7 separate regions of the Mus musculus genome follow, and all the other regions are linked to region 6. The links are chromatin loops, found by intact Hi-C in ENCODE. Cell type or tissue: left cerebral cortex. All regions are shown on one strand. Region 1 has its middle 6.6 kb from the start of Ndufb6. Region 2 has its middle 7.9 kb from the start of Aco1. Region 3 overlaps Aco1 (aconitase 1). Region 4 holds the start of Tmem215 (transmembrane protein 215). Region 5 has its middle 12 kb from the start of 4930509K18Rik. Region 6 overlaps Aptx (aprataxin). Region 7 holds the start of Aco1 (aconitase 1).

The links. Hi-C counts contacts between places; a loop is a spot of excess contacts. Peaks named below come from ENCODE experiments on the same cell type or tissue, not always from the same donor. Only the 100,000 strongest peaks of a DNase experiment are listed, where the experiment ranks them.
Region 1: it touches region 6 in a loop (5-fold over the local background); 25 of 42 quality-filtered maps call a loop at or near these places.
Region 2: a loop joins it to region 6, with 9 times the contacts of the local background. A loop is called at or near these places in 29 of 42 quality-filtered maps.
Region 3: it touches region 6 in a loop (3-fold over the local background); 3 of 42 quality-filtered maps call a loop at or near these places.
Region 4: a loop joins it to region 6, with 2.2 times the contacts of the local background. A loop is called at or near these places in 2 of 42 quality-filtered maps.
Region 5: a loop joins it to region 6, with 10 times the contacts of the local background. A loop is called at or near these places in 36 of 42 quality-filtered maps.
Region 7: a loop joins it to region 6, with 2.7 times the contacts of the local background. A loop is called at or near these places in 30 of 42 quality-filtered maps.

What each region holds. Positions count from the first base shown.
Region 1 is chr4:40,284,035-40,288,034 of GRCm38, forward strand. No RefSeq gene overlaps it. Among named protein-coding and RNA genes, the nearest start is that of Ndufb6, 6.6 kb to the left of the region's middle. In left cerebral cortex, a CTCF peak has its summit at 1,776 (motif pointing left); a DNase peak (open chromatin) is centred at 1,772.
Region 2 is chr4:40,133,365-40,137,364 of GRCm38, forward strand. No RefSeq gene overlaps it. Among named protein-coding and RNA genes, the nearest start is that of Aco1, 7.9 kb to the right of the region's middle. In left cerebral cortex, a CTCF peak has its summit at 1,566 (motif pointing right); a DNase peak (open chromatin) is centred at 1,569.
Region 3 is chr4:40,181,592-40,185,591 of GRCm38, forward strand. It overlaps Aco1 (aconitase 1), which reads left to right. Exons shown (of 21, transcript NM_007386.2): 12 at 1,213-1,348; 13 at 1,977-2,061; 14 at 3,310-3,466. Among named protein-coding and RNA genes, the nearest start is that of Aco1, 40 kb to the left of the region's middle. In left cerebral cortex, a CTCF peak has its summit at 1,519 (motif pointing right); a DNase peak (open chromatin) is centred at 1,526.
Region 4 is chr4:40,470,966-40,474,965 of GRCm38, forward strand. Tmem215 (transmembrane protein 215) reads left to right here and starts at 1,215. Exons shown (of 2, transcript NM_177175.4): 1 at 1,215-2,639; 2 at 2,896-4,000. The coding sequence starts at 2,960. The coding sequence ends at 3,667. In left cerebral cortex, a CTCF peak has its summit at 2,280; DNase peaks (open chromatin) are centred at 84, 1,205, 1,952, 2,334 and 3 more places; H3K4me3 peaks cover 2,157 bases; H3K27ac peaks cover 2,545 bases.
Region 5 is chr4:40,299,364-40,303,363 of GRCm38, forward strand. No RefSeq gene overlaps it. Among named protein-coding and RNA genes, the nearest start is that of 4930509K18Rik, 12 kb to the right of the region's middle. In left cerebral cortex, a CTCF peak has its summit at 1,926 (motif pointing right); DNase peaks (open chromatin) are centred at 657, 1,933, 2,209 and 2,686; H3K4me3 peaks cover 264 bases.
Region 6 is chr4:40,680,440-40,684,439 of GRCm38, forward strand. It overlaps Aptx (aprataxin), which reads right to left. Exons shown (of 8, transcript NM_001025444.3): 8 at 1,639-4,000. Among named protein-coding and RNA genes, the nearest start is that of Aptx, 21 kb to the right of the region's middle. In left cerebral cortex, CTCF peaks have their summits at 177 (motif pointing right) and 1,681 (motif pointing left); DNase peaks (open chromatin) are centred at 176 and 1,656; H3K27ac peaks cover 431 bases.
Region 7 is chr4:40,141,032-40,145,031 of GRCm38, forward strand. It overlaps Aco1 (aconitase 1), which reads left to right and starts at 2,234. Exons shown (of 21, transcript NM_007386.2): 1 at 2,234-2,510. In left cerebral cortex, no CTCF peak of the experiment used is centred here; DNase peaks (open chromatin) are centred at 1,995 and 2,239; H3K4me3 peaks cover 2,194 bases; H3K27ac peaks cover 1,515 bases.

The DNA of each region.
Region 1 (4,000 bases), 400 kb before region 6:
AGTGATTCCAGCCATTAGGAGGAGCCCAAAAGATCAGTGTCCCAGACACTGAAACAAGAAGTTGTAACACTGAAATTGCAGCCGGGCGTGGTGACGCACGCCTTTAATCCCAGCACTCGGGAGGCAGAGGCAGGTGGATTTCTGAGTTCGAGGCCAGCCTGGTCTGCAAAGTGAGTTCCAGGACAGCCAGGGCTATACAGAGAAACCCTGTCTCAAAAAAAAAAAAAAAAAAACCAAAAAAAAACCAAAAACCAAAAAACAAAACAACAACAACAACAACAACAACAAAAACCAAAAAACAAAACACTGAAATTGCCTTGGAGACTCAAAGATGTTAAAGATGCCAGAGCCATGGGATACATGCTGACATGCTGAGGAAAGCTGCTAACAAAGAGAAAGCAGTTTGTTGCAGTCAACAAAGATGAAAAAGGAATGGAGATCTGAAGACTGCTTTGACATCAGCCATGGAGATGCAGAGTTTGGAGTTTGCCCAGCTGGTTTCCTGCCTTGCTTTGGAGATGACAGTTAATTAGTTGAATGAATCTCAGAAGAGACCTTGAACTTTGGACTTTTAACATTGTTGAGACTGCTATAGACTATGAGGACTTTGAAAGTTGGACTAAATGCATTTTGCATTATGCTATGTTTAAGTATGGCCCCCATAGACTCATGTTTTTGAACAAGTCTATGTGGGCCAGGGAGTGGAATGTAATGGTTTGTATATTCTTGGACCAGGGAGTGGCACCATTTGGAGGTGTGGCCTTGTTCGAATAGGTGTGACCTGGTTGGAGTAGGTGTGTCAATGTGAGTGTGGGCTTAAGATCCTCACTCTAGTTGCCTGGAAGTCAGTCTTCCACTAGCCGCCTTTGGATGAAGATGTAGAACTCTCAGCTCTGCCTGCACCATGCCTGCCTGGATGCTGCCATCTTCCCACCTTGATGATAATGGACTGAACCTCTGAACCTGTAAGCCAGCCCCAATTAAATGTTGTTTTTTATAAGAGTTGCCTTGGTCATGGTGTCTGTTCATAGCAGTAAAACCCTAACTAAGACAGTCATCAAGGTGGGAGCATGGCCTCGTCCAGGCAGATATGGTGCAACCCCATCCCTTTACTTGATGCCCTGTATTTCTACTAGAGGTGGACTCTATGAGTTCCCCCTCCCCACTGTTGGGCAATTCATCTAAGGTCCCTCCCTTTGTATTTTCTAGAGGGTCCCCCACCTCCCACCCCACCCCTGTTGCGGTAAATCTCCAACCCAAATATGCCCCGGCAATGAAAATATGACTCAGTTAATATGATGAATGAATACAAGCTGTGTGCCTAGATTGGGCAGATCTACAGCTACACTACCATCTTCCACAGCTTATGAGACCCCTTAGAACTTTCGGTTTATCCAGGCCATGTGCTTCTGCTCCTCTTTCCTCCTTCTTCCTCCTCTGCATCCTCTCCCTCTTCTATTTTCTCCTTCCCTCTCTCCACCTTCCACTCCACTTTCCCTTTTATCTGCCCAATCATCAGCTCTCCTTTATTTTACAAATTAAAATGGGAAGCAGGTTTACAGGAAACCACCTGAGTGCTGACTCATTCCTGGTTCAAAGCCACTCACTGGAGAACAGAATTAACATCAAATAAAATTAGCCCCAAGGCTATCCACCACACACCTCCACCCCAGAAGTTGCATATTTCCATTCATTATGCTGGCCCTCAGGTAAACTTCACTGTTCTATAATTCTGATGCTGTGGCTGCTCATGGAAAGCTCATCCGCGCCCTCTTGTGGACAGATATCTTGTTGCCTATAAAATTGACCTGAAATCTGTACAGTTTCTAGAACTACTCATTTCATAAGAAAGTAGAAAGGGCAGAGGAAATCCTCACACAATTCTAAAAGGACACATTCCGATAAGCCAAATCATCGGGATGTCATCCAGCTGAACTTTTTCAGAAACAAAACTATAGTTAGGAGAAAAACAAAATGAGGACCAATAAAGAGGCAGAGGGCAATTTAAACACCATTGTGATATTTTATGGTATTAAGGAGATATTAGATCTTGTGGTTGTGTTTTGAATGGGGCTTCTGCTACCTAGAACACATCCATAACATTATACACAAGAGAACATGGTGTGCAGAGCTCACTTCTCAGTAAAGGGTAAAGGAAATACAGTTAATTAGCAGTTGGTGTGTGATAGGTCACTAAGGCTCACTGTATTCCTTTAAAAATGGTTTTGTTGAAACTTGAAGCTCAAAGCTTTAAAAATCTGTGCTTTGAAGTATTGAGCCATTATTTAGGCTATTATTAACCTGTGTACTCTTCATGCAAGACTTATCTTACCTACTGACCTCAACTCTGTTATAATGAGTTAGTTATAACTCTGTTATAAGAGTCTCTGGGAGCCTAACCATGCTAGAAAGGACTATTTGTAGGTCCCTCAGTAGGGCATTTTACAACCCAAGTAAATGTTGCCTTTGTTAATGGGACCAAATACATCTAGTAATTTCTTTGAGGGCCATCATCATGACTTTCTGTGGAAACCATTCCATTCTCACACTTAAACAATATAGTCAATAATAATAACAATAATAAACAGAATCAATGTTTTCAGCAAAGTATAATTCTTCTGCCACTGGCTACTATCTACCATGTTCCATTCCTTCCAATGACCTCAGGCTGTGAAAAAAATAAAGCAAAGAGAGTCCATTAAGACAGACTCTGGCTGGCGAGATGACTCAGCAGGTAAGAGCACTGGCTGCTCTACCAAAGGTCCTGAGTTCAAATCCCAGCATCCACAGGGTGGCTTACAACCACTCATAATGAGATCTGACGCCCTCTTCTGGTTCATCTGAAGACAGCTATAGTGTACTTAGATATAATAATAAATAAATCTTTGGGTGCGAGCAGGGCCATGGGGGTTTTGTCTAAGACCTTGGTAGCTAGCCAGGAATCTGGGAAAGGTATAAGGCTTAGAGGGCACATAGAAGACAAGCCAGGAAAGGAAATAAAAAGGTGTCTATCGGCAAGCTTGCTTGACTTTGGGTCTGTTGAGAAAGGGTCTACCTTTCCAGCTGTGTTTTTAAAGCCCAGAAGGGGATTTGGTTTTTCTCCCTGGCAAGGTGTGTTAGAGAAGACAGGAGGACGAAGCCATGAATTTCATGGGGGTATAGAAGGAAGACTGATCTGACAGCAGTGTTTGGCTACCAGACTAAGTCCAGGTGAGAGATTGGCTCGACATCAGAATCCTCCCACCCCCCCAAAAAACCCCTCCCTTTCAGACCCTAACATCTTTACTTTAGGCACTGGCACTGATCAAGCCAAATGACAGAAATGCAATTAACTTCTTTATAATCCATTTAGCTCCTATTTAAAAAAAACTTCTATCTTATTCCTTATAGTTTTAGAAATGTACCTCCGATAGGCCGGCAAGATGGTTCAGCAGGTAAAGTGTTTGCTATGCAAACCTGAATTGAATCTTGAGAACCCGCATGTGCTGTTTCTGTGAAAATTGTTCTTCATAGCAGGCGTCTGAGCACTTGGTGGCACTATTTGGGGAAGTTTCGGTGGTGTAGCTTAGCTAGAGGAAGTATGTCACTGGAGGTGGGTTTTGAGATTAAAAGGCATATGTCACTTGAAGTTCCCTTTGTCTGCTTCGTGCTGACAGTTTCAAGAAGTGAGCACTCATCCTCCTGGGCCATGCTTGCCACCTGCTGCTGTGCTGTCCCCACCATGATGAGCCATAACCCCAGGAACCATAAGCCAAAGTAAAGTTGCTCCTGTAAGTTACCTTGGTTATGGTGCAAAAGAAAAGTAAGCTGGGCGTGGTAGTGCACGCCTTTAATCCCAGCACTTGGGAGGCAGAGGCAGGTGGATTTCTGAGTTGGAGGCCAGCCTGGTCTACAGAGTGAGTTCCAGGACAGCCAGGGCTACACAGAGAAACCCCCCCAAAAGAAAAGTAAGCAACTCACCAAGCAGAGATGGGAGGAGAGAACTGGCTCCCCAAGATTA
Region 2 (4,000 bases), 550 kb before region 6:
GCCTAGCAGGCATGAAGCCCTGAGTGTGATGCCCAGCATCACCTAAACTGGGCACAGTGGTGAATGTCTGTGATTCCAGCACCCGGGGAGTCAATGCAGGCCAGTGAGCACAAAGTCTTTCTCAGGTATACACTGAGCACAAGCCCAGCCTGAGCTAACCCTGTGGAAGTAGAAAAAGGGAATTGGGGGTGAGAGGGAGGAGAACAGAGAAGAGCAGAGGGAAAGAGGAAGAAGGACATTTCTCCCCCAAAGGAAACTTGGGCAGAATTGCGACCAGTGGGCAGATGTTAGAGAAAATATTAAGGAATCTTACTAACTGACTAGGTGCCCAGAACCTCTGAAGAAAGCTAGACATGAATGAAGAACAACAAAACTAGAATGTGTCTACATAAATCCAAATTCATACTGAACGGTAATGATGCTTTAAAGAGTTATTATCTAAGAGCATAACACACAAGACAATAATGGCCCAGAAAGGGAAAGGTAGTGAAATGGTCAGAGTTGTAAGAGCCTGGAATAACTGGGAAAAGAAAGCAATCGCCATAATCAACTTTAGATCTTGACATCACAAAGATGAGCACTGTCCAAGCTTGGGTAAGCATTAACATGGTAACCAAAGGGCTCTGGGAAAATAATAACAGCAATAATTCCCAGGTGCTTCAAAGCACTAATTTATGTAATCTCAATCATTCTGCGACCCAAATACCAAGCTCTTAACAAAGCCAATTTGCTGACCCAATATTTTTATTTCTACTATGACCTTTGGGACAGACTTAAGGGACAGAACAATCATTAATTTGTTAGTGTTTCTTCTTTTAAAAACATTTTGTTTTACTAAATTATTATATTTATTAATATACATTATATATATTACATTATATATATTGTGTGTGTGCACGCCCACACATGCGGAGGTCAAATGTCTGTGGAGGCAGAGATGTTAGATCCCCCCAGGAGCTGGGGTTGCAGGGTGCTTGTGAGCCACTTGATGTAGGTGCTGGGAACTGGATTCAGATGTGCAAGAGAAGAGCACACTCTTAACCATCTCTCTGGCTCCATTAATGTTTCTTCTCCTTCTTCTCTTTCTTCTTTTTATTTTATCTTCATTTACACTCCAGATTTTATCCCCCTCCCAGTCTACCCTCTGACTGTCCCACATCCCATACCTCCCCTCCACCACCACCCTCCCCACCCCCTCCCCCATCTCTACGAGGATGTCCCCACCCTCCCACTCCACCAGACTTCCCCACTCCCTGGGGCCTTCAGTCTCTTGAGGGTAAGGTGCATTTTCCCTGATTGAGTCCAAATCCGGCAGTCCTCTGCTGTATGTGTTGCTGGCCTCATATCAGCTGGTGTATGCTGCCTGGTTGGTGGCCGGGTGCCTGAGAGATCTCAGGGGTCTAGGTTAAATTGAGGTTTCTGGTCCTCCTACAGGGTCGCCCTCCTCCTCAGCCTCTTCCAGCTTTTCCCTAATTCAAGCACAGGGGTCAGCAGCTTCTGTCCAATCTTGCTTATTACTCTACTGCTGTTCCCTGTCTGCTTATCACGCGTTCACATTCTGCCAACAGAGGGCAGCAGCTGACCGCGATCTTGTTCACTTCCTCTTGGCACTTTCATAGCCGAACTTGGAATAGGCAAGATATTTTATTCTGTAGTTTGTAGGAAATGAACATGATGAGAAAAGTTCTTCCATGTTAAAAACCACTCTACCAACTGAACTACACTACCAGCCCCCAGCTTCCCCTCCCCCCCACCTCCCCTCTCCCCCGCAGGCAAGCAACACATTTGCTGTTCTTTTCTCCTTTCATCTGTCAAGGCTACTCAACCATTTCATTGGAAATATAAGTCAACAACAGCTGCTTTGGGTCACAGCATTGTATTTCAGTGCCCAGATAGATATGATGGGCCAGCCCTGACAGTTTCCTATCCAAAAAAAAAAAAAAAAAAAAAAAAAAAAAAAGCAATGCATTTAAAAGAAACCTAGAAAATTAACATACTTGAACTTGAAGGATACTAGACACTTGGTGTACTGGCTAGTTTTGTGTCAACTTGACACAGCTGGAGTTATCACAGAGAAAGGAGCTTCAGTTGAGGAAATGCCTCCATGAGATCCAACTGTAAGGCATTTTCTCAATTAGTGATCAAGGGGGAAAGGCCCCTTGTGGGTGGGACCATCTCTGGGCTGGTAGTCCTGGGTTCTATAAGAGAGCAGGCTGAGCAAGCCAGGGGAAGCAAGCCAGTAAAGAACATCCCTCCATGGCCTCTGCATCAGCTCCTGCTTCCTGACCTGTTTGAGTTCCAGTCCTGACTTTCTTGGTGATGAACAGCAGTATGGAATTGTAAGCTGAATAAACCCTTTCCTCCTCAACTTGCTTCTTGGTCATGATGTTTGTGCAGGAATAGAAACCCTGACTAAAACACTCGGTAATTACACAACAATCCTGAGATTCACAATTGTGCTGCCCTTGGTTTCTAACACCCCACCACCTAGGAAGACTCCACTTACTTACCTAAGTGACCTGACCCTACATTACCGCACTACAGCACGGATCTCTGTACTGCAATCAGAGAGAACAAGCGTGAAAACAGGTTAATACGGTATTGTAGACAACATGGTGACTAAAGTTAGTTCCCAGGATATCTAATTCCCTCCTTTTTCTGTAACTAACAGTAGTCATGATGACAGGGTGTCTGGCTGCTTTGTTGGGTAAAGGTCGAAAGAATGAGCTCTGGAGTAAGATGTGTCTACATGGAAACCAAGACAGCCATTTGCTCTGTGACCTGAGGCGACTAACACGACCACTCTGAACGCCGGTTTTCTCATCTTTCTAGTGAAACAGTACTGGTAACTTTACAGACCACAAACAGTTTAAATGGGCATTTGAGAATACTTTCTATTAGCTATCTTGAGGGAAATGTTGCTTTAGTATCAGTGGCTGGCCAGAGCATTCTGGGAAGGCCTCTAAGGATTCGAATACCTAGGCAGTAAGAAAGAGCAGGAAATTAAGTATGTGGCAGATTGAGGGAGGGGCGGGGCTGAATATTACATGGCACAAAGATGCTGCTGCCTTTCCTAATGATGATAGCTTTTTTGGGATTTAGAAGAAAAATAGGTATTAATTTCAAATTTTTCCTGTCATGGAAAAAGATATACATTGAATGAAGAAAAAAGTAGATATTTTAGTCTTCTCAAATAAGAAATTCAGGAGGAACCCTTTATACTTCATTCACTGACAAACAAATTGCATTCCTCTGTGTTACGCAAGAGAAACCTGAACAGTATGGAGGCCAACAGGAACCAATGAGCAAGCAGTGGTGAGGTGGTGACAGCAGGCCAGAGTCAGCAGCCCTGTGCTGGCATCCGTGATGCGATGTGGCTCCATATGCCAGATAAGGGACAAACTGGCATGCTTCCCCATCCTCATGAAGTCTATCTAGGCAGCAGGTCCCTGGTGCCAATGGATGAGCACGCTAGAACAGAACTGTGTGTGGCAAAATCTTAACTTCCTCAGAATCTGGAAACAGATCCCATCCAGAAGATAATAAAGCAGACACTTTAGGACAGGGTACGTGGGAAACTATATTTTTAATGTGTCCTCTGGTGATTCTGAGAAATATCACTGGTGTTTCTCAAAAGGTGAACTTCTAGCCACGTTTTGTGTCAAACCAGCCTCTTTATGAGTGTAGTGCTTATGCTTTCAGGGTACCCTGAGGCTTGAGAGCAGTATAATAAAGCTTTCTCTGGTACCCCTTCCCTCCTAAGAAATTATGCACATATGAAAGAACATTATAAGCTGTACAGTCAGTTAGACAGTGTTCATAGAATCTTTCACCAAATTGAAGGTCCAGCGTATTAATGCACCTGGTAACCACATTTTAATTCACAAGAGGCCGCTATACAACTCTGGCCACATATGATTCTAGCACCTACTGATCAAGAAATCTTAGGGTTGCATTTCTCAGAATGTGTTCCCAAGCCACATATCACTGCAATGGAGTC
Region 3 (4,000 bases), 500 kb before region 6:
CCAGAAAATTCCAGTGCAACAAATAGCATCCAATAGAAAATATTTGAAGTAGAATTCATCCTGTTTAACAGCCTTCTTATGTGCTTAGCACAGAAAATAAGGGGCGAGAAGCAGAGGAAGCAGGGTTTCTGCTAACACTTAGAATCTGGGTCTGCCTGAGAAAGAGAGAAGTAGAAGGACCTGTTGCTGTGTCATGGACTTTGTTCCCGTAAGGCCCACCCGGGCAGTGAGCTTTGCACTGTCTTGGTGCACTGGCAGTTGCAGCCGGACTGGTGCAGAGGGCACTGGCCGATCAAACTCCATGCGCCCGGCCTGTTGTGCAACGCTGAGAAGCAGTTAATAGTTACATGCAGAGCTCAGTGCCAGAAGAGCTCCTTAGTTCAGAGGTTTGGTCATCCTGGAGAGCCTCCCTTGGGTCCAGAGACCAGAGCCAAGAGTTCTTTCTTAGTGGGCCAAAGGGAAACCTTATGAGAGTTCATCTTTGCCACCTCACTTTATGTGCTTTCCTGGAGTGGACCAGTTTTATCAGGTAACATCAGCAGTCCCTCGTGGGCCTTGTCCCCCTGCTCCCACACCTCTTCCCCTCATGTCTTCCCCACAGCTGTCATTCTTCTGGAGTCAGAGTACAGGCTATCCCATCACAGTCCAGGGCCCAGGGCCTCTGATCTTCTGCTTTATCAATATCTGTGTTCTAGATCTGTTGTCGGCTGCCTGGATTCGCTGTCATTCAGTCCACAGTTCATGTATCTCAGAAAAGGCCTTCCCAGTTACAATTTTTTTTCTAAATCCAAACAGATAATTTTAGATGATTTTTCCCTCCAAACTTTAAAAACACATTTTATAAAACATTCCTGACTGGCCTGGATTTATTTTATTTTATTAGTTGATTGTTTTTGGTTTTTGAGAACTTGCAGTGTCCACCAGTTCGGTCTAACCTCGCAGAGGTTCTGCCTCCTGGTTGCTGGGAGTAAAGATGTGTGCCACCGTGCCAGGCTGTGATTTGTATTTGTTAAAAGGAGCGAGAGGTCCTCCCTCTTGCTTCCTTCCCGAAACTCATTTGGGCTTGCTGCATGCATCCATTGTCTCTGAGTAGTGAACTTTTGATCTGCCAGTCAAGAAGTGTAACTGGAAAAAACCAGGCTTTTTCCTAGTGTGTTCTTAACATATAAATAAAAGGCCACCCATGCTGTGTCTCTGTTCACCGTTTCACAGGATTGTTAGCAAAGAAAGCTGTGGAGGCGGGGCTGAGTGTGAAGCCTTACATCAAAACCAGCCTGTCTCCTGGAAGTGGAGTGGTCACCTACTACCTTCGAGAGAGTGGAGTCATGCCTTACCTGTCCCAGTTAGGGTGAGGAAGAGGGTGTTTGTCTTAGCTTTTGTGGAAGTCCTCTGGCATCTGTGTCTGTGGGTAGCGGTTTGCGCTTATCTGGTGCTGTGTACTTTCATAGCACTCCAACTGCATGGGGCCCATCCATCATACATACAAGAGTGAACCCTGGGCTTCCGTGTGACATCCCCTCCTTTCCCCAGAAGAGGGCGCCGTTCGTCATTTGTACTGAGATGAACCGCGAGCTGGTTGGTAGTGGCTGTGCAATTGTCTGCATTTTGGCATGAAAAGTAGTTACTTACATGGCTGCAGTCGTCTAGTCCTTGAGCCAAAGGAGTGATTAGATGCCAAAACGGTTTCTCCCATTACTGTGTTAGTTTGAATAGTATCTGTTTTCCCCGTGTGTTTTGTAAAATTCAAAAGGTTTGGGGAACTCACAACAATAGGAGATAGGGACGTTAAATGACACATCTGGTTTAAGCTTTTCAGTATTCCGAATCATTCAACTCCTGTGTTAACAAGCTTTAAAATGTCAGTAGCATCCTGTCTTAAACTCACTCCACTCCCATTCCTTTATGACCTGTGGCCTCCGGGAGGATTCCAACAGTGGGGCTCACTGAGCGGACATTTCCTATGCTTTGATGCCTAGGTTTGATGTGGTGGGCTACGGCTGCATGACCTGCATCGGCAACAGTGGACCCCTTCCTGAACCTGTGGTCGAGGCAATCACCCAGGTAAGTCCAGTGGTGTGTGTTCTGCAGACCTCTTGTCTGACGTCACGTAACATGTGGCAAATTCTCGAAGTTTGAAGACAGTCCTTGGGACTGGGATGTGGCGACATATATGCTTTAGAAGTAAGATTGAGAGAGAAGTCAAAGCTGTGTAACGTCGGGCAGCTAAGTTAGCTGGCTTGTGCCTTGGTTTCCACAACTGTAAACTGGAGATGCTATAGCAGAGTTTTAGAGAGTGCTGAATGGAGGGACTCTCGCCAGCCCAAGCATGGCAAACACAGCTCAGGAAGGCCTTGCCCTTCGCCCCATTCCATCTGCCTTGTTAAAAACCATCTATTCCCTTATTTGGCCACTCCCTTCCCCTGAGGCTGACTACCAAGGTCTAGCTATCAAAGTATTAAAGTCCAACAGTCAAATCCCCCTTTGCCCGTCCTAATCATGTGCAATCAAAATTAAACAACTCATCCTAACATAGGGCTTCCCCCTTTACAAACTGCCATTTCCCTGTGCCACATCTATCGCCTCTCTATCCAGAGATAGTCCTCTGTCATGGGCTCCCCGACACACAGCCCAACAAATATCCCTCCCCCTCTCCCTCATCCTCTGTCTCCTGTCTTCGTCTCTTCTTCCCTGCCCTGTGACCCTCTGGGGCAAATAAATGTACTTTGTTCTGAGAACTTGGTCTTGGAGTGTCTTGAGGGTCCCTGCACTGAGAATGATGTTAATAACAGTGAAGTGCTTAGCACAGTGCCTGACACACAGGCGAGGGCTCAGACCATGCTGGCTTGGATGACAAGGAGCTCTAAACGTGTTTGTTAGTGGTCATTTGAAGCTTGGTTCCAGATCATACACACCCCCTTATATAAACTGCCTCGCTTGGTTTGGCTTCTGGCCCCACAGATCCACAGCCCTGCTGAAAAGCACTGTTGGACCCGTCACTGTGGCTTCCTTCAGCTGTCACCCTTTGACCTTTCTTGGTAGTCTAACCTGGTCGTAGACTCCTGCAGTAAAAATTACATCATATGCTGACCCATCTGGTATTTTCTGAAGAACAGAAATGACTGTCCACTGCTCCCTGCATGTGACCTGGAACATCTCTTTCCCTTTGGTATACCCCTCCATGCCCTCCTCCCGGTAGCAGACCTGAGGGAAGGGTGGCTGACGTCTTTGTCCACATGATGTGAGTGCTGACCTGACAGAAGCCTAGGCAGTGCCTTCCTTGTGAACTAATAGTTCTCTTGCCTCACACAGGGAGACCTCGTAGCTGTTGGCGTTCTGTCTGGGAATAGGAATTTTGAAGGCCGAGTCCATCCTAACACACGAGCCAACTACTTAGCATCCCCCCCTCTGGTAATAGCATATGCGATTGCAGGCACCGTCAGGATTGACTTCGAGAAAGAGCCTTTGGGTAAGATTTGGGGGGGTTGTGACTCTCTAGCGAATTGAAAAATAGACTGGAAGGAAGTTGCTGCTGTTAGGAGCGTTCTGGCATGCATCTTTAATCCTAGGACTCAGAAAGCAAAAGGAGGCAAAGACTCTGTAGAGATGAGACAAAGAGGTCTCTTCACTGTTCTTCTGGGTACAGCCAAAAGACAAAAGAAGAAACAAGACTCTGATAGGGGTGGTTGATTGCAAAAAGAACGTAAAGCCCAAACATATTAGCAATTTGTCATTCTGGATTCTTCAGTGATCTTTGGCTTGCCTCCTCTGGCCTCCTGAGGCAGGCTTCCCGTTACTGCGCACCCTGTATGCGCACACTCCAGGTGTTTCAGAGTCTCACAGTCCCAAGTGCTGCTTTGCCCTGGGTTTTTGCTCTCTCTGTATCCTCACTCCACCCTTTGGAGATTCAATGTGGCAGGCATCCCTTAGATTCCCATTTGAAAAATCAAACTCCAGCTACAGTTGACCCTCCATGGCTTTGGATTCTACGTTTTCAATTATC
Region 4 (4,000 bases), 210 kb before region 6:
CCTCCACCAGCATTGATGTGAGAGTATGTGTCTACTATTACTGTGGCTTGTTATACTATATTTGGTTTATGTCCCTGGGAGGCCTACTCTTTTCTGAGGGGAGATGGGGGAGGGGTAGATCTGAGGGAGGTAGAGATTGTAGGCAGGGGAGGGAGGGAAACTGCAGTCAGTATATGAGAGAAGAATACACACAAAAAAAGAAAAAGAAAAAAAACGTCTTCAGAGTAAAGAAAAAAAAAGCTTCTTTAGAGTCCCAGCTATGCTGTTGGTGTATGGGATAAATAGGACTTACTGAAAAAGAGAAGCATGGAGAACAGGTAAGTTCAGCCTGGGACATTTGAGCATGAGGTGTCTGTAGATGATCCAAACGGCAATATCAAACACACAGCTGAACACTATAGCCTTGGAGCTGAGGGGACAGGGCAAGTGAAAAAGGCTTAGAAGCTTCCCAGCTTCCCAGGCTATTTGAAACTACCATGGAAGAAGGGTAAGACAGTGGGTATTATTAGTAAAGGATGAGAAAGGGGTTTTCCGGGAGAGAAATGTGTTCAGTAATTGGAGCTGGTTGCTTCCCTTTTCCTTAACAAAACCAACTTCCAGAGCAGCAGTGAGTCTGGGAAACAGACTGACAGACCAGTTCCAGGCTCCTCTGTAGTCCAGATACATCTGTCAAACAAAGCAGATGTCTATGAGAGTGAAGATGCTATTAAAAACAAACAAACAAACAAACAAACTACCCCTTTCCTGATCGAAATGGCCACGCACCTGACACCTCACTTTAGCTGTCTGCCTTTTCCCCTTTCTTCATTCTTATGTGCCCAGAAGTGCGGCCAGCTATGTGATAAGTATGAATATAAAAGGCAAACATGATAAACAAAAGAATAAAAAGGAGAAGAAGCCTGCCCTCTGATAACCCTGGGTGAAGTGAGAAACCAGGGAGACCACCTCTCTGCCTCAAGCCAGGGTGGTCGGACCCATCCTTAACCGTCCTTCAGACTCACTTTCTTCCAAACACCTCTCTCAGCCTGGCACTCTTGGGGCCATGTCCTGTCTTGCTTTGCTTCATGAACAAGTCTCCAGGCACAGATTCACACCCTCTAATCTGCTGGCACCATCTGTCAAAAAACGTGAACACTTAATCTCCGCCTAAAACCCTCCTAGTGTTCTTCGCTGTTCAGTGGATAAAGCCAAAGTCCTCGTCTACACGGACAGACAGGTCTCCATTGACTTGGATCCTGCCTTACGTGCTGAGAGCACTATAAGCACACGATATGAGCAGAAAAGAGTACGTGTACCTTTCTGTGCATTTTGAACAGGAACCACGCACCAAAGCCTTGTGCTAGGAATTTACGCTTCTGTAGTCGTCATAGCATTTGCTCAGACATCTGTTGTTAATAGTCTCCTGATGACTGATTCTGGTACACAGGGCCAGCCTAGGTGGAGAAGGTCTGGTTGTCAACATTCTTTCCACCAAGTCAAGACTTGGCATGAAAGAACGTAATTTTTTGCCTTCCTAATTCCTTTCCTCTACCTTAAACAGACCAGGTGAAGGATCGCAACCACATCTAATCTTCCCTAGAGACAAGAGAACCCTATATTCCGCGGGCAGACACTGGACTGAGACTAGCAAGACAGAAGAGTCTTGTCTCTTGTCACCGGTTGGGCCTGACCCTCCAAACCAAAGTCTGTCCTGTGGGCTCCCTGAATGAAGATCAGAACCAGAAGCCCTTCCTCCTGGCTCCAGTGTGGTTGGAACCACGTCTGTGGGATTGAGTTTCCAAGGATACTTTCTGCCAAGTGCAAAGATGGGAGTCCAGCGGAGGAGACTCTGGTGACTTCTAAGCACAGGCAGGACCCGGAGGCCTGACCTTCGTGCTCCTACCGCCTGGGTGCTCTCCCGGGACGCTCAGGTCAGGCAGAAGCAGCCTGCGACCCAGCTTCTTCGAGGGTATCTTGCGCCTGGTGGAGCTGCCTGGGAGAGGCAGAGGCAGAGACAGTCCTGGGGAACCTGGTTGCTGTCGGGGCAGGGGCATTTGCTCAGGAAATGTGGAACTGGCCAAGAGAGTCAGTCTCCAACATCCTCTCACGTTGTCGCCAGAGCCCTTAGATCCTGAATTTGGAACCCAGACTAGGACGGTGCACCAGCTGCCCCGTGGGCAAGGAGCTCTGGGCTCCGGTTTATGGCAGCCGCACGGACACCGGTCCAAGCCACCCGCCTGCTGCACCGCGACGAGAGCCCCCCAGCAGCCCGCTTCCCGCGGCCGCTGGGCTCTGACCCCCTCGCGCCCCCGCGCGTCCATCTCTGTTCCCAGCGCGGTGCAAGTGATGTAAGGCGGCCAGGCTCGCGCGCTTTCCTCCTGCCCGGACGGAGTCCTCCCTCCCCGCCGGCAGCGCCGCGCGCCCACTCCGATCCGCTGCGCCCAGGCTCCGCTTCTAGAGCTCTGGCTACCTACTCGCAGCGGCTGGGAAAGACCCTCCTCCTCTAACCCATCTCCCTCCTCCCCTCCTCGTCCCCCCCCCCCTCCTGTGCAGTGTCGGTGGGGAAAAACCAGGCTTGGCTCTCGGAATCCAAGAAGAGAACAGAGGGACAGCCCATACAAAGCTTTCTGGAGACACTGAGAGGTGGCAGGAGCCTTCAGGTAACTCGGTGACCATACTTCTTTGACACATGTTGGTATGAGATAGAACGGGTTGCAATAGTGATGGGGGAGGGAGGGGAGGAAAGAGGAAGAGAGAGAGAGAGAGAAAGAGAGAGAGAGAGAGAGAGAGAGAGAGAGAGAGAGAGAGAGAGAGAGAGAGAGAGAGAGAGAGAGAAGTCAGAGATAGCAAGAAAGAGTTAGTGGGTAGGAAGTTGGATTGGATTCTTTTTAACCCCTGTGGTTTCACCTCCCACAGAAAAAAAAGCAAAAGGGTACTACTCCCTGGCTACCAGGCAGCCCCAAGCTGGATGGAGTGAAAGATGCGGCCTGATGACATAAATCCGAGGACTGGGCTGGTGGTGGCCCTGGTCAGTGTTTTCCTGGTCTTTGGTTTCATGTTCACTGTCTCTGGCATGAAGGGGGAAACTCTGGGGAACATCCCTCTGTTGGCCATCGGGCCAGCCATCTGCCTACCAGGCATCGCCGCCATTGCTCTGGCCAGGAAAACCGAAGGCTGCACCAAGTGGCCAGAGAATGAGCTACTCTGGGTCCGCAAGTTACCCTGCTTCCGGAAGCCCAAGGACAAGGAAGTGGTGGAACTCCTGAGGACCCCATCAGACCTGGAGTCAGGCAAAGGGAGCTCGGATGAACTGGCTAAGAAGGCAGGCCTCAGAGGCAAGCAGCTCCCACAGGGACCAGGTGAGGTGCCTATGGCCAGCTCCGTTACTACCCCCACTCCTACAGAGGAAGGAGAATGCCAGAGTCTAGTCCAGAGTGGGCGGCAGGAAGAGACATCCAGATACCTGGATGGCTATTGCCCCTCGGCCAGTTCCCTCGCCTACAGTGCCTTGGATGCCAAGTGCTCAGCCTGGGACAGATCTGACCGCCCTGAGCCCGAGGACAGCATCTTCTTTGTGCCCCAGGACAGTATCATCGTTTGCTCCTACAAGCAAAACAGCCCCTATGACAGATACTGTTGCTACATCAACCAGAGCCAAGGCAGGTGGGACCACGAGACAATAGTCTGACCTGTTCATACAAGGGTCCCATGTTGACAGACACATTGCTATACTCAGCTCCCAAGGAAAGAGAATCTGTGCTCCAACAGCCTTCACACTGTTAGAAACTGGCACGGTATGTGATGGGGGTGCAGACCTCTGGTGCCTGATACTCATGTAAATAGGCATGTTGGGGGCATAGTTTAGGGAAGTACGGAGAATTAAGGACACTGGGAAGAGACAGTAAACAGGAAGAAAGTTCCATTTGCTTCTGAACAAATTAAACAATGTTGATTGCTTTGTAAAACAGCCCAAAAAGTGCTTGCTGTCAGGTAAATCTAGGGAGCGTTAGCTGCTAGGGGT
Region 5 (4,000 bases), 380 kb before region 6:
CTCCCATCTTGAGTGTGCTTTGGGGCAGAACTGAAGATAGCAGCTATCAGCTCAGGGTTTGGCTAGATCCAGCGTGTCTGCCTACTTAACTGATCTGGAGCTCTAACTCAGCTTTAAATTCAATTCTCAGTGATGGTTTTCAGAGCTCTTGTTATCCTGCCTCCATCTTGGCTAAACTTTTCAATTCTTCCCTCCCCTCCCGCCATGAAGCCAATGGCTCATTCCCCCTCCTCCTGTGACCAGGCTTGCTTGCCTTTCTTTCTTCAAAAAACAACTTTATGCCAATTCTTCCTCTGCAGACTCTGGCCTCTGTAGCCCACGAGTTTCTTCTTCCTCTGTTCATCCAAGGGCTTCCTTGGGTGTTGAATGTGTGCTGAGTGGGGCCCCACAAATAGCTCAGTTGAGAACTCTTTACTAATGTCACATGTTGTGTACCCTGCCTATAATGGAAATAAACACACATCATATATTCCGGACCATCTTGGAATGGAGGTTATTAAGAACTTTAATTAGTGTGGAAGCAGGATTGACAGCATGAGGTGTCACAGTGTCTTGAAAGAAGGCGCGACGGCGCTGTGAAAGCTGACAGGCCCCTTCCTAAATACCCTACAGCGCAGGCGCCTCACCGGAACTCCTCATGACTAAAGCTGCAGGAAGCGTTTCTACACAAGATTCATCATCTCCATCACAGCCTGATTATCCGGCTCCCAAACTCACACTGCCAGAGTGCGTTTTGTGGTTATGCTTTTCAGCTGTGTTGCTGATGTTTTTGATGTTTATCAACTGCGTGCTTACTCTGAGACCTGCACAAATGCGTCAGAAAACCCAGGCATCTTTCTGAAGGAAAGGTCTGTTCTCTCAGATACGCCTCTCCTTTAGCTTCCATTTTCCTCTCTTCCATATTCATTCATCAGTGCAGTTAACAAGTAAACGCCAAACCTCTAGCTTATGGCAAGAAAGTGGGTTCTGTGTCCACATCACAGTCCCTTGAAGGTCATAGGGCTAGAATAGGAGGGTAGTAGGCTGTGTGTGGACAGTTAAAGCTCCTAAGGTCTGTCTGACTGGATAATGACAGTTATCAGACAGGGATTTGGGGAAGGTGAGGAAAATATGGAGGATATTTTAGAAGCCAGGTTCCACGTTATCCAAATTCAACCCCAGATCCCTGCATAAGCTGCAGGAGAATCTGGCAAATGGAATTTAGCTTTTTCCCAGTGGGAATATAAAATGAATTTGGAGAAGAAATTCTCTACATCCACTGGCTGTTCCCCCACCCCACCCCATCCCCGCCCCCGTCCCCTGACCCCGTATACACATTTTGACACTCCCTGTGATGCTAATAATGTGTGGTGTTGTGTGAGCTCAGTTGCCTCTCTAACAAGCATATGTACCTTGCGTCACTTCCCATTCTGTGAAAACTGAACCTTACCTTATACATAATGTCTTAATTCTCCGGGAAGACTTCACGGCGGGGGGGCGGGGGGGGGCGAGGGGCAGTGTGAAAGACGTCAGCGGGAAAAAAAAAACAGTTATCCATGGGACATGAAATCAGTAAATAACTGAACTTTTGAGAAGCTGGTTGAGTATATATCTGCGTTCAAATTAATCAGTGCAGGAATTGAAACTGGGATGCATTTATCAGTAGGCTGAATGACATCTGGAACAATTAATTTGCTACCATCCCCCGAGGAATCTAAACCAAGACCTTGGACGGGCTAAACACTTGCTGTTCCCCTAAGCTACATCCCCAAAACCCCCAATCCTTTTATTTATTTGTTTTGAAACACAGAGTCTGGCTGTGCAGTCTCTCCTCCTGCCTCAGCCTCGGGAGGCCTGGGATTACACGTGCTGTCACACCCAGCTAAACTTGGTATTCAAAGAATCACGGATAGGGCGCTGCGGTGCGGTTATAGTTAGAGAACTCCACTAGGTGGCGCTGTTTAAAAGCGTCCCAAATTCCAGGGAGCGGTAAAGCTTTCTGACGAAAGGCAACCCCACTTCCTGCCTTTTTGAGAATTTAGGGCGCTTCGTTACCAATTGTAGCTGGTTTTCCTAAAACACCATTGATGTGGTAAATGTAATATTTTAGCATGACATGGAAAATGTTTTAGTAAAATAATTCAGCCTAAAGTTTTCTTAAAAGAAGAAATCATTAAACAAACCATTTAAAATGAAAAAAAAAACCTGTCCCGAAATGACAGCCTGTCGCCCAAAGTGCAGAGTCAGCAGCAGGGACTCAGAAGGCAGCCCAAGCTGGAAATTTCCCTTGCTCAAAGTGGATTTTAAAGCCAACACAGATTCTACTCCGTTTTTTTCTAAGCTCTATTTTGAGATAACATATTTTGAAATTCCTAAGGTAATCTGCTAAGTTATATGGATTCTGTCAACTCCAAATAAGTCCAAATCGCCCAATTAATTCTCCCTGTAACTAAAATGTAATTATTATAAAAGCATCAAACCCAGAATTTAATAAGTGTTGCCTCATTTGCTATCATAAGGAAAACCCACAGCTGCTGATGAGACAGAACAGGGACGAGTCGTCCCTCCGTCTATGCAGCCATTCATATAGGTGTCCTGGGTCCCAGGTGTTGGCTCATATCAGGAACAGGGGGATTTGAACTGGGGAGATGGCTCAGTGATGACTCATTTGCCAGAGTTTGTGTCTTTAGAACCCAAAGACAAAGCCCAGCAACCGTAGTGCCTGAAGGCAATCCTAACACTCAGATGTCAGAGACCGCATCCTCTGCTGGCTAGCTAAGCCTAGTCCGCACTCGTTCTCCGGACAGCACATACACAAAGCATTTGCCTGCAGATGTACGAGGGCTTTCATCTGGTAACGCAGGCAGAAAATTGACAAACTGGAGAATGGGCCCATCTTATGTTCTTACTCCAATCCTTGGCTTGCTCCAGGGAGACCAGGGATGCAGCTCCTGCCGTTTCTGCTCCCACTATCCCACAGGGAAATTGACAGTAACGTTGGTTTGCTCCGGGCAATGATGGAGGTTCACACAAGAGCACCTACGCCTACCATCCACCCCCCCCCCCCCCCAGGATCCTTCATATACTTAAATGGAACTCTACATTCAACGTCACTTAGCAGTTCCAAAATTTCAACAACTGTTAACTGAGAAATCGGAACACTGCATTCTGGTTAGTACCAAAGCCGTGTAAATGACCTTGGATAGTTTACAGAGAACACCTTCTATTCTTGTTTTTTACAAAACCATGGGAGCCACGTGTTTCCTATCCAGGGACACTTAAGTCCAAAAAACAGTTGCATAATCTTCTTGTGTTCTTGCCTGCGTCAGGAGTTAGAGTAAGGGGTTCAGAGTCAAGAAATTAGGGTTGGCTCCGCTGATGGGTAAGTTATCCCACCACCGGCCATGAGGAAGGACTAGATTTAGCTTTCCTTTTTAAAGAACTAGAAACAGAGCAAAATACATGGAACAATGGCTTAAAGACACCAGATACTAGGCAACGTGGGTTCATGATACAGGATAGAAATGAGAGACAGGAAATGGGGCCCCAGCTACCTTGATTTGGCACTGGAGGGAGTTTCTAGACTTCTGAGCCAAGCAAAACCGAGTCATCGAGTTTAAGAGACTGTGACTGAGGTTTGAGGAGATGATGACAGCTTGAGTCCCTCTCAGACAGGAAAGGTTACATGGAGCTCAAGTTATCAACTGAAAAATGACCTGAGTGAATAGGAGGGGAAACTTCTGTAACCAGAGAAATTCCAAGACATCAGTACCAAGCCTGTGCCAGGCATGTGAAAGAGGAAGAAAATGGCACCTGTACCTAAGAAACCAATCAATAGCCATAAAGCAAAGTGATAGATGATGGAATTATTGATAAAATATTCAAAACCTAAAGACACAAATCTGTGAGCTAAAAATACTGGTAGAGTCAAATATAAAACAACAATGGATGTTATTCGTTCAATTCATTGTTCATGAATTGTTCAATGAGGAATGAATGACTGACCTTCAAGTCTCATCCA
Region 6 (4,000 bases):
GGGACCTTACATGTTGATGAATTTTTAAACAATTCTCTTCCACTAAATGCATCACATCAAACAAACTTCCCTGCAGATTAATGAGGGTTCCTCTACTTTGAGAATATCAGTGAGGGGCTGGGGCCACACATGCTGCATTAAAGAGAACAGCATCCTGCACTGAGTCATAGCTGCCACCAGAGGGCGTGTGCATCATCCTTCCCTGACATGGCTGCCTCAGAACTTACCTGCAGGAAAGCTCTGAATGGGCTGTGCAGTAAATGTCTCCACTAAGAACCTAAGTCAGAATATACAGAGGCGCCTTGGAAGACACAGCTCTAACTAGGAGTCTCCATCAAATCCCTCCCCTCAGAGCTCAGGGAACCTCACAGGAAAGGAGGTAAAAGGATTATAAGAGCCAGAGGGAATGGAGGACGCCAGGAGAGCCTGGCCCACTAAGTCATCATGATCAAAGCTCATATGAGCTCAGAGACTGAAGCAGCAAGCACAGGGCTAGCACATGCGTGCATCAGGTCGTGTGTGTGTGTGTGTGTGTGTGTGTGTGTGTGCGCGCGCGCGATATAGCTTTCAGTTTAGTGTTTTTGTGGGACTCCTGGGTGTGGGTTTCTGAGTCCTGTGCCTTCTCTTTGGCTCTTTCCAGTCTGTGGTTCTTTGTCCAACTTCAATGATATGATGGCTTGTGCTTTGCTAATTTTTTTTATTTTGTTGTTTTATTGTTATCTCTTGGAATCCTCTTCTCTTCTAATGAGAGACAGAAAAAAAGCAGGCGCAGATTAGGGGTGGGGAGTGAAACTAGGTAAAGTAGAGGAAGGGGAAACTGTGACAAGGATATATTGTATGAGAAATCTATTTTCCAAAATATAAACTTACCATTCCCAGGGATGAGACTGCTCTCTCGTCTCTCTACTGGCAGTAGCCATCAATTCTAATGGTATGTGGGTTTTTTGTTTGTTCATGTACTTATTATTGGGAATTGCATGGGCCGCAGTGCACACAAAGATCAGAGGCAACTTGCGGGGTCAGTTCTCTCCGTCCACTATATGGGCTCCCGAAATCCAACTCTGGTCAGGCTCACACAACCTGAAGGCAAGACCCTACTGCTGAAGACATCATACACTTGGGATGTAGGATTCAGAGAACCAAACTGGAGCTGATCTAGGAGCCCCCTCCCTGAGGACCAGCTCTCAAAGTATCAGAAGGTGCCGAGCGAGCAGCCAAGGGAGAAAAGCAGTCAGCAGTCCTACCCGGCTGTGAAGACCACAGACCATAGCCACGATCTCTCCCATGGCACAACAGTAAGATGTCTTACCCCCAGCAAGAAATGTCTAACTAGATTAAGAGATAAATATGACCAACATACACCATATCTATGAAGGTGTTGTGATGAAACAGGTGTGGTGGTGTACGACTTTAGTTTCAGCATTGGAAAGACACAAACACCCCAAGGCACAACGCCTCTGAGTTTCAGGACAGCCAAGGCCATATGACAGAGAAAACCTGCCCTTAAAAAAGTCATAATGAAACTATTGCTTTGTACAACTCATATAGGCTGGTAAGTTAAAACACGTACATATTTTAAAGTGCAGACCCTGAAACAGGAGACTTACATAATATCTTCCCAAAAACCTTAGGCCGCAAGAGGATTAAAAATTCTTTATTCACATGCTGCCACCTGGTGGCCAAAGTGAGAAAACTGAAACGCTCTCACAGGAGAATCCCATTTTGTGGACTGAAAAGCTAAAACATTAGGTAGAAAACATACTGTCTTCTCCACACACCCCTCATTCCTACCTGTAAGAGAGCCTTTGCCCATTCAGGATGGCATCAAGAGGCTATCAGATGAAAAACTGGTTGACCATACAGCACACTACCTCCCTCATTACAGTCCAGTGTGAGAGAAGTCTCTTTACTGTTTGCTAGCAAAAAGCATGACACTACTTTATTCACTCAACAAAATCTTGTGTCCTTTATTTTCAGGTAGTCAGAATTCCATTGTGAAGGTGACAGAGGACCCCATGGGAAACAGGGTCCCCAGCCTACACTGTCATGTAGTTGTGTCTCATAGCGGCTCCGGCCTCAGGGGATTTGGGTTAAAGGTTTCCACGTGCAACAGGTACCTTTTTCTCATTCATGTAAAGATGATGCAATGGGCTGTCAGCTTGTCAGGGGCAAGTTCAGTCAGGTCTACATACTGTGGTCTCCTCCTAACATCTTGAGTCTCTTCTCACTCATGACCACCACAATCGGCTGTATTTGAGAATCTGACCTATCGCTGGGTTCTTGAAAACAAAAGTAAGTTCCCAGCTGCCACAAACTAGAGAGTCTGTGGTGTGGAAATGTCAGCGGCAGATAAGAATCCAGCTGGTCCACTGGCTCCTTAGAACTGAGTGCCAGAAGCCCCTCCTCTGCCCTGTGCTCCACCCCTTACCTGCAGGGTCCAGCCACAGAAGGGTTAGTTGACTCACGGTGACCCACACATGAAGGGGTCTCATGCTCTGAAATCAGTGTTCTGAGAACACTTCCTAGCTGGGCACGATAGCAATATACCCAGAACTTTCAAGGCAAAGGCAGTTGGGTCTTGAATTCAAGACCAAGCTGAGCTACATGAGTTCCAGGTCAGTCTTGGCTACATAGTAAGACCAATCTCAGAATAGGTAAGTGTTGTCTCTGCCTTTGTCTGGTGTGCTAAGGTGGCTTTGTGCATGCGTCAATCTCTGCCATACTCTGCCTCCAACGGGCCTGGAGTCAGGGGAGCCAAGAACTTTGAGACCACCAATATGAGGTAATTGTTCTGAGTCTGGCTGACTGCATTCCACAGGATGATGTCCCGGGTATCTGTCTTCTCGAAAAGGACACAATTTCCTTCTTATTTATGGCTTAAATAATGCTCCATTATATACCTCCAAATTTTGAATGTCCTGGTGTCACCATAAAGCCTGAGTGACAAACTGGCAATCCCACAGCCAGTATGTTCATCACCAAAGGAAGTCAGGACAGAAACTCAAACAGGGAAGGAACCTAGAAGCAGAAACTGATGCAGAGACCACGAGCGGGGTGCCACCCAATGGCTTGCTTCCCCTGGCTTGCTCAGCTGCCTTCTCATAGGACCTAGGACCACTAGTCCAGGGATGGCACCACCTCCAATGGTGCTCTCCCCATTGGTCACTAATTATGAAAATGCCTTACAGTTGGATCTCATTTTCTCAACTGAACATCCTTCTTCTCTGATGACTCTTAGCTTGTGTCAAATTGACACACAAAACCAGCCAATGCACCATTATCAACATCCAAAAGGAAAGAGCATTCTAAAGAGGCAGATCTGAACATTACTGCAGAAGGGAATGGTATTCCATGACAATATTTCATTCTCAGAAGACACTGAATCGTAATTAAATACAGACAATGTCTACCTAATCCTTGTGCATTTGTTTTGTTTTGTGTTTTCTTTTTGTGGTGTACTTGCATCCCAGCAGCCTGGATCCACAGACTGGCAGATCTCTGCAAGTTCAAAGCCAACCTAGTCTACATGTTGAGTTCTAGGATAGCTTGGGATGAGGTAAGGTTGTGGTGGGTGGGTGTGTGTGTGTGTGTGTGTGTGTGTGTGTGTGTGTGTGTGTTTACTTGAGAATTAAGTTATTACTTTTTAAAAAGAGTACTTCTGACTTACTGGAACTCAGTGGGTAAAGACACTTATAGCCAAGCCCAATGACATGAGTTCAATCCCCAGGACCCACATGGTGGAGACAACTGACATCTGGAAATTGTCCTCTTGCCTACACACACACAGTGTGTGTCAGCCCACAGTAGCAGAGATGGGTGGCCTATTCACAGGAGGCCAACCAGGAACAGGTATAGCCTTCAAAAGCCTGATCCTGGAGACTATGTCTGCCAGCCAGGCCTCACTTCCTAAAGGCTCCACAGCATCTAGCACACACTGCATGGAAAGGACCTGCCACTCTGAAACATGAGCCTGTGGAGTTAGTCCAGATTTGAATCATAA
Region 7 (4,000 bases), 540 kb before region 6:
GGAATTACAGTCCATACACAAGTATGTCATAGTCCCCTTCCGGCTATGTGAGAAGACTGTTTCCCCTAATTGTTTTTTTAATCTTCGAGACTTCTTCTGGGATTGCAATATTAGGCCTAGCACAACACCTAACAAATAATCTCTTTGTCTACAGTCTTAATCAAGCTAGGCAGGTTGTATGGAGGAAAATGCGACTTCCATATCTGATGGCACAGACAGCAGCACTGGCATTGGCAATGATGAGGTAGCTGAAGCATTCCAGAGTCATCAAGATCTAAGAGACCCCAACGGCCAAAGCTCAGAGCAACAACACAGAAGGCAGCTAAGAGTTCCCGAGCCCTTCAAGAGCTCTGAACTATAACACTAGGGAGTGGTTAAAGGGTTTCCAAAGAAAATGCAAGAAACTATGACTATATAGGAATAGCAAAAGTGTAAAGACAGGCAGGGGCTCTGAAGAACAAAAAGCAGAGACTGTAAAGCTTGGTCTCAGCCAAAGATCAGGAGTTATAACTCTACCTGCTGCAGAGCAGAAGGAAGCAAGAGCAATACACCTCTGCCCTGAGTACCTGGAATAACCAGCCTTAGGCTTGGACAGCTTGGAACTCAAATCCACCCTGTGATGAGTTCCTGGAACTCAGGGCCTTCAACACTAAGGGAGCAACCTAGAGCAGCAAAACCCATCGCTAGCCAAGTGCTTGACATACTAGTTACTAGTCATTCTCCCTATATGATGCTCGTTCGTGTTAACTCAATGTAGAAGCCTACACTGAATTTCCAAATGATCTGGGCAGCAAAACCTTACATCCTTTCATCTAGAGCTAATCAATCATGTTTCCAAATTCACATTGACTTGAGAGGCTAAACTGCTAAGCATGGACGGAACCCCCACTCAGTCTCACAGCTCAGACTTTAGATCGGTGGACAGCATGTGCTGTAATTAATGGGTTGCTGTAGGCTAAAACCAAGTTTTATATATAGAAAGTTTGCATTCTGTGTAAGCTACAGACATGTTGAAGTGTGCTCCTGATGTATACTTCCTGTGCTTTGAGCTAGTAATAACGGAGAAACTGCCTTTTATAAGAGCTGGGTGTGGTGGGACAGAACCTGCAGTCCCGGCACTTTAAAGGTAGATGTAGGGAGTCCAAGGTCTGGGGAGTTCCACCAAACAATGAGCTCTAAGCCTGCCTGGGGCCCATGAGTATCTGACTCAAAAATCAAACCAAAAACCCCAAACAACTAAACCCTCGGGAAGAAATCTAAAACAAAACAGTAGTTGGGGTAGGAATAGGAAGTGAAGGGCAAGGTGGAGGAGGTGGGGGACACTGGAAGAGGCACTCAGAAAACGTACTTACCACCCAGCATTTAAAAGAAAGGTGGCGTTTTGTGTGCCAACTTGACACAAATTAGTCATCAGAGAGGAAGGAGTCTCAGTTGAGAAAATGCCTCCATGAGATCCAGCTGTAAGGCATTTTCTCACCATTTTCTCAATGGGAGAGGGCCCAGCCCATGGTGAGTGGTCTCACCTAGGCTGGTAGTCCTGAGTTCTATGATAAAGCAGGCTGAGCAAGGCATGGAAGCAAGGCATTAAGCATCACCCCCACGGCCTCTGCATCAGTGCTTGCTTCCAGGTTCTAGCCCTGCTTGTGTTCCTGTCCTGACTTCCTCCAGTGAATTGGAAGTGTAAGCCAAATAAACCCCTTTCTCCTCAGCTTGCTTTTTGGTCATGGCGTTTCATCGCAGCAACAGAAATCCTAAGGCTCCCTACGTTAGTCAGGCAGTTACATGTCACACTCTGCCCCTCGTGAGGGACAGTCAGCCTTCTCCACGCTCCAAAAGAGGAAAAGCCTAGAAATCGGCTCTACACTTCCTGGGACTGAGCCACTAGCAAAGCTAGATGCAGCCTCGGGGCCCAGTTTCTCCCGCCTATGGGGAGGAGCCACGAAGATCAATAGCCTTCAGCTTCGGGCCTTCGGGCCTAGGAGGTACAGAGGGGTGGAGCAGGTCCTAGGCTCCGCCCCCGTCCGTGGCCACGAGTCTCTTGTTCTAGGGGTGGGACGGTGCCCAGCCCCTAAACCTGGCCATGTAGGGGCCTGGGACTCGTCCCTCGGTATGGTCTGCCTTCAGGCTCTGGAAAGAAGAGGTGTTCCCAAGCTCTGCCCCTTGGCCGCAACCTCAAGTCAGATCTGGGCCTTGGGGCGGAATAGGCCCTAGACTCCGCCCATCTGCCAAGATCGGAAGGTTCCGAAGGGAGGGCGCACCCGGACTAGACTGCAAGCTTCAGCCATCGCTTGCAGCTTCTAGAGGGAGGAGGTGCCCAGGCTCCGCCCCTCGGGGGGCGGAGTGAGGCCCGGGCCCCGCCCCTCTCCCGCAGCAGCTGGTTCCGGCCCGCTCTCCACCGGTCCCGCCTCGCTGCCGGAGCGTCCGGAGGACCGCTCAGTGGGAGGAGCGCGGAGTCGGCCTGGGACATTGCTAGCACCCGCCTGTGTGCTCCGGGAACTGCACTGTGAGCGGTGAGTACCACGCGGCCCCGGGGCGTCCGTGCAGGCCTTTCCCACGGGTGCAGACCCGAGGACACGGGGAGAGCTGCGGGGAGGCGGTGGAGCTGGCTCCTGGGGTGACCTCTCTACTCGCTCCCCAGCCTGCGTCGCTCTGGACTGGGAGTGGCTCTACTCGGCGCCCCGGGAGTTCTCGCCTTGGTGTGAGGGCCGCACCGCCGGGGTGTCATTGTGCCAGGCCCAGCCCACGGGATAGAAAGGAACGATTGTGCCCGGCAGATTGGAGTCCCCAGCACGGGGCGAAGGCAGGCGGGGTGAGGGTAAGAGCCCCCTCAGTGGAAGGGCATAGAGTCCAAGGTGATTGATTGAGAAACCCAAGGAGAACGGGACTGTACCACTCTGGCCAGCCCAGTGCACTAGAACCGCAGATCTCCCTGCAGCACGCATGACAGCCTCCCAGCAGAAGTTGCCGAACTTTTGCATTTAGGACCGGCAGCGCGCCTAAAGAACCTTTGTTATATAGATTGTACCTATTGATTTTTGCAGTGTATAAATACAGCGTATAGACACTTAATATACTTAATTCAGATAGACCGATTCTGTAGTTTCCAAAACACTGTTATTAAGAATGGCATTCTTTAACCTTCCTGCAAATCTCTGCTTAGAAGACACTCAGCCTGTTGCAGTATGACAGGTCATGTAGCTTCTGAAGACTTTTAAGTATATTGGTGAAAATGTAACATTGTATTGCTTAAAGAGTGGTTTTGACCGTCCAAACACCTGCGCCTGTGTTTCTCTGCAGCATACTTTAGAACCACCGAAGTAGCCAGTGCTTAGGAGGCATAGTTCACTGGGTTTGCCACTTTATTTATGGTTCTTCCATTCCGCACCGTGGAGGAGTTAACCTCTGATACCCAGGAGCACTCTGGACCTCACTTTCCAACGGAATACGAGATCCCCACAGTTGGTGGTGGCTTTGGGTGATGTTCATGTGTGCCTTGGTTGTTTCTGTGCCTGCTGAGTTGATGTGTGTAAACCTGATGTAGCACACCAGACCTGTGAGTTCAGGGAGGTGGGTGTGACTAGACCATGCCAAATGTGTAGGGGTTGCTGTAAGATTACCAAGCAGTTGAGAGGTCATGTCTAAAACACCAGGTGGCATGTTTTTGCCTCCTTATCCCTGTGTTCAGTTCTGTTGGGGGTTTCTAGCCTTGGGTCTGTTGAAGTATGGTGTCCCAGTCTCCGAATTCTGCCACTTCCACATTCCTGGTGAGCTCTGTGTGTGGTCCTGCCTCTGCCACTGGAAAGCAGTTGCCCATTGTGTCTGTGTGTGATAGATGGAACCCTGCATTAGAGTCTTTCCTTTGTTTCATGCTGTCTACAGGAATTTGAGATAGAAGTTATATACATATTATCAAAAAATGTATACCTCAAAGCAAACAAGTTTCTTAATCCTCTACCCAAAGAGGCTATTGTGTTCTGATTGAGCAGCTTCAGCACTTTAA